Linked DNA regions of Homo sapiens: region 2 is linked to region 1. Evidence: read pairs that join two places in POLR2A ChIA-PET (ENCODE). Cell type or tissue: B cell. All regions are shown on one strand.

Region 1 (2,500 bases):
GAGGCCCAGAACGCTCTTTCCAACACCCACCCCTCTGCCACATTAGCTCGGGCTCAGCTGACTCACTGCCCTCTAGACCTGCCCTGACTCCCTGAGGGGCTGCTCCTGGTGGTGTGCTCCCTTCAACTTTGTGCTGATTCCTTCTTTCTTGTGCCCATCGCCCTCCCAGACAGCACATTCCATGAGGGTAGGAGGATAGTGTCCTCTGCCACAAGGCCTTAGCACAGAGTCTTCCTGGCTTTTCAAGAGCATTCAATATGTGTTTTTTCAATGAATGAGCAAGCCACGTTAGAATAGGAAATACAATAGCACAGCAGGTCCTCGAATAAAGTGGTTTAGTTCAAGGTCGTGTCATTATAATGTGGATGAGAAAAAAAACAATCGATTCCTGGCCAGGGCCACTGTCTGTGTGGAGTCCACACATTCTCCCCGTGTTCTGGTGGGTTTTCTCTGGGTACTCCAATTTCTTCCCACATCCCAAAGATGTGCATGTTGGGTTCACTGGTATGTCTACACTGTCTCAGTCTGACTGTGGAGGCATGTGTGAGTGTGCCCTGTGATGGGAGGGCGTCCTGTCCAGGGTTGGTTCCTCCCTTATGCTCTGAGTTGCTGGGAGAGGCTGGACCCTGAACGGGACTAAATGGATAAATAATTATTTTACTTGTTTTGATGAATCTTTCTTAAATGTATGTATAGTTCACATTTATTTCAATGTTTCATATTAAGAGTGTTTTGGTTTTTATTTTGAAGACTGGAGTTGGGCGCCGTGGCTCATGCCTATAATCCCAGCATTTTGGGAAACTGAGGTGGGCAGATCACTTGAGGTCAGGAGTTCAAGACCAGCCTGGTCAACATAGCGAAACCTTGTCTCTACTGAAAAATACAAAAATTAGTCAGGTGTGGTGATGGGCGCCTGTATTCCCGGCTACTTTGGAGGCTGAGACAGGAGAATCACCTGAACCCAGGAGGCGGGGGTTGCAGTGAGCTGAGATTGTACCACTGCACTCCAGTCTGGGCAACAGAGCGAGACTTTGTCTCAAAAAAAAAAAAAAAAAAAAAATTCTGGTAATGGTTTTTTGACCAGAAATATGCTGTAGTAACTTAACTCTTATTTATATCTATTACCCTATGGTAAATTGGTTTGTAATACATAGATTCACTTAAAGTCACAGTTTCCAAGAACCTATGGATGATGTTAGGTGAAGATTTACTATGCCTACAACTCAGGTAGCTGTGCTGTAAAACACACCCTTTTATTTGTTCCTAGGGCAATTGTGACAAATGTTTGATCTGATCAAAGTAGATACTAAAAACAAACAAATGGCTCCACCTTGTGGAATAATCTGCCTACCAGGTTAGATTGAGTCATGACTTTGGAAGATGGGGGGATTCACAGAAGTGTAGCCCAGAGAAGGTAAGTGAGTCACATAGCATGTGGTAGGCCCAACTAGGACTAGCCTTGCAGGCTGCACACTTCCCTGCCTAGTACTTCCCTACCACACTCTGCTCCTGTCTCTGTGAGTGAATCCTGATCCACTTAAGACGGGGAGCTGGGAGACCCCTTAGGCCACAGAGACCCCATTCCTCTCTGACTCTGGCTGGGCAAGGGCAAGTCAAGAGATCTTAGCCCCTTCAGCCTCAGCAGGCTCAGCCTAACCTAGCCGGGTCAGAAGAGAAACACACCCATCCTTTCCCTGTTCCCTTCCCCACCTAGGCCTGGCAGTGCCTAGTCATCTTTTGAATCTATCTTTAGATGTCTCCCCAGGAATCTTCCCTGGCCACCCCTGATTGTACCTGACCAGCCTGGGTCAGGTCAGCAGGCTGATGGCCAACACAGCACTGTGGTTAAGAGCATGGTTCAAGAGGCAGACCACATGTATTTGAACCTTCACTCCATCACTTACTGGCTGTGAGACCTCAGGTTGATTACTGTACCTCCCTGTGCCTCCGCTGTCTTCACTGTTAGGTTAGTCATCAATTTATTTCCTCTCTATTCCAAATTCACTCTTCATTGCCTGCTCTGCAAAAATGCATCTGGCTCCAGGATAGAGCCCCAAACTCCTAAGCTTGTTGTTCAAAGGCCCGGACCCCATGCTACGTCTCCAGCCTTATCTCCTCCTGTCTTCAAGCTACCCTGCTCTGCCTGTCCCTGACAACAACCACATCCTCCATAGCCTCAAGCATGCCACTCTGGCCACCGCCTTCTACCTTCTCTAACTCCTTAGCCCTACAATAACCACGAGCAGGCCCTCCGTGCTGCCGGCAATCCAGCCTCATTCCCTGGTCCGCTCATCCTCCTGCTCTCCTGCACATACCTTCTCCTCAAGCCTCCGTGCTCCCCTCACTCCCAGACCATGACCTTGCTTTCTATCTCACAGAGAGGATGAAAGTAGCAGGAGACAACCCCCACAGCTCGACCACCACACCCACCAACCCATTTGCTTCTGTGCCCACATGCTCTGCCCGCCCTCCTGTTCAAGGTTAAGGACCTGCTCTTCTG
Region 2 (2,500 bases), 92 kb before region 1:
GTGATCCACCTGCCTCAGCCTCCCAAAGTGTTGGGATTACAGGCGTGAGCCACTGCCCCCAGCCAAACGAAAAGTTTAAGGATGGCAAAAAGTAAACCACAAACTAGTTACAATCCAGCATGTAAATGTGGCATATTTTAGTGTGGTTGTCTCTGGACATGGGATTAAAGCAATTTCATTTAATTCCTTTGTTCATCTGTGTTTTTTCTTCTAAACTGGTAATAAGGGGTCCTTTAATGAGGGTGGGTTTTCGGGGCTGGATGGGAAGTGTGTGTACATGTGTGTGCACATGTGTGTGTGTAGGTGGAGGGAGCAGGCTGTCTTTGGCCAGGGCACAAGGAGAAGCTCTGAGTGGGGAGGTCACCTCCTCTTCCTGTCTGAACCCATTAATACCTGAAATTAGTCTGTCAGCCCCTCATGTCAGGCAACAGACTTGATCCTCCTTAAAATGTAAATCCTTCCTCTTCTTCTCCCCCACCTTCTCCACTTTCATAAGCTGGTCCCAGTTGCTGAGAGAAGGACGGATGGAAAGGGGACCAGGAGGGACCCTAGGGAGCCCCAAATGTTTCATCTCACAGAAACTAGGCGCTGGAGTCCTTTCATTCATTTATTCATTCAGCAAATGCCGACAGAGGCCTGAGCTGCACACTGGGTGAATTGCACGCCCAGTCCTTGCCCTCCTGCTGTTTCCGTCTGGACAGAGGGAGGTTCCATATCGACCCCTATCTCCTGGAAGGGGCAGATTATGAGTCTGCCCTCCAGGAAGAGTCTTTGATGTTAAGATGAGATACTGAGGCAGGGAGAAGCCAAGCACCAGGACCTTCTCCAGTTCAACTCAACCCCGAAAACACCACTGGGCCGTGCTGGGACCGGGTCCGGGCTCCTTAGGGCCCCCACACCCTACCCCTCGGTTTGTGAAAGGACCTGCGGGTGGGCGCAGGGCGGAGGTCTTCCTTTTCCAGGCTTTCCTTTTCCAGGGCAGGGGCGAGCCCAGTCCCCCTCTCCTCACACCTGGGGAGGGAGCAGATCGCGGAAGTGCGTCAGCCAAGCCGTGCCCATCGACGCAGGGATGGGGACATCCCTGGACCCCAGCCCAGCGTTCGAGGGGTTCTGGAACTGGGCTCGCGCCGTGGGGTAAATCCTTGGCCCTCTGAAGCGGCGCTGCCAGGGGAAGTCCTTCCCATTTGACAGGTGGGAAAATCGAGGCGCCGAGAGGGGAAGGGGCCCTCCTTATGTTATGATCAGAACGGACAGAGGGGACGGGAAGGAGGTGAGAGGGTGGCCCTGCCCGTCCCGGGGCAATTCCGGGCTGCTTTGACCTCCGCGCCTGTAAGGTACAGGTCCCCGCACCTGTAAGACAGGGACGCTCTAGTCGCGGGCCCTAGAACTGATCCCCTTCGAGCGCCCAGTTCCGATGAATGTTTCGGGGCAGTCTTTGTGGAGGGGGGTTCCCTGTGGGGCCTCCCGGCTCCGCGGGGCCTGCTGCCTCCTCTCGCCCCTCGCGGCAGCCGCGCTCCTCCCCCGGCTCTGCCTCCCTTCCGCCCTCCCTCCTCTCTCCCTCCCCCGCCCGCCCGAGCCCGCGCCGAGCCCGAGCGGGAGCCGGAGCCGGAGCCGGAGCCAGAGCGCGGGCTGTACTGAGAGCGCGGCGGGAAGGTAGCGCAGTCGGGCGGCCCGCGGCCCCGGCGCGGCCTCCGCTAGGGCCAAGACCCGCACACCTGCCGGGCCGGGGAGAAGCCGGGGGCCGCGCGCAGGCGAGGACCCGCCGCCCGGCCCGGGGAAGATCTCAGGACGCGGACCGGGCAGCTCGGGTCCGAGGTGAGCCCGGGCGGAGGACGCGCCCACCGGAGGTGCGGCCTCGGAGCTCCAGACCCAGCCCACTCGGGGCTGGGGTCCCCAGAGGAGGCCGACGGCCGAGGCGGCGTGCGCCGGGAGCCAGCGCGATCCCTGCGGGAGCGGAGGAGCCGAGCCGGAGGGAGCCGCGGCGCCCGGCCATGCACCGGGCGCAGTAGCGGGAGGCGCGGGCCCGATGGCGCGGGCCGGGGCGCGGGGACTGCTCGGCGGCCGCCGTCCTCCCGGCCTCCGGCTCGCGCTCGCGCTTCGGCTCGCGTTGCTGCTGGCGCGGCCGCCGTCGGGCCGCGCGGGAGCCCCCGAGGCGCAGGGTCCCGCGGCGCCCGGCACGACAGCCCCGGAGGGGGGCGACCGCTGCCGCGGCTACTACGACGTGATGGGCCAGTGGGACCCGCCCTTCAACTGCAGCTCCGGAGCCTACAGCTTCTGCTGCGGCACGTGCGGCTACCGCTTCTGCTGCCACGACGGGCCGCGGCGCCTCGACCAGAGCCGCTGTTCCAACTACGACACGCCGGCCTGGGTCCAGACAGGCCGGCCGCCCGCCCGCGCCCGCGACACCGCAGCGCCCCGGGACCCCGGCCGCGAGCGCAGCCATACGGCCGTCTACGCTGTGTGCGGCGTCGCAGCGCTGCTGGTGCTGGCCGGCATCGGG

What was found. Peaks named below come from ENCODE experiments on the same cell type or tissue, not always from the same donor. Only the 100,000 strongest peaks of a DNase experiment are listed, where the experiment ranks them.
Region 2: POLR2A ChIA-PET joins it to region 1 with 6 read pairs; 20 of 35 experiments call an interaction of 5 or more read pairs at or near these places.

Annotation. Positions count from the first base shown.
Region 1 is chr22:41,821,781-41,824,280 of GRCh38, reverse strand. The region is part of intron 6 of CCDC134 (coiled-coil domain containing 134); the gene reads right to left. Among named protein-coding and RNA genes, the nearest start is that of SREBF2, 10 kb to the left of the region's middle. RefSeq lists enhancers at 1-499, 1,211-1,280. In B cell, a CTCF peak has its summit at 1,317 (motif pointing left); a DNase peak (open chromatin) is centred at 1,320.
Region 2 is chr22:41,914,194-41,916,693 of GRCh38, reverse strand. It overlaps SHISA8 (shisa family member 8), which reads left to right and starts at 1,620. Exons shown (of 4, transcript NM_001207020.3): 1 at 1,620-2,500. The coding sequence starts at 2,027. LOC124905125 (a long non-coding RNA gene) reads left to right here. Exons shown (of 2, transcript XR_007068113.1): 2 at 1-183. RefSeq lists silencers at 1,502-1,661, 1,682-1,761, 1,832-1,901, 1,942-2,021, 2,162-2,241 and 1 more and an enhancer at 1,394-2,319. In B cell, no CTCF peak of the experiment used is centred here; DNase peaks (open chromatin) are centred at 523, 1,453 and 2,263; H3K4me3 peaks cover 1,814 bases; H3K27ac peaks cover 513 bases; H3K27me3 peaks cover 790 bases.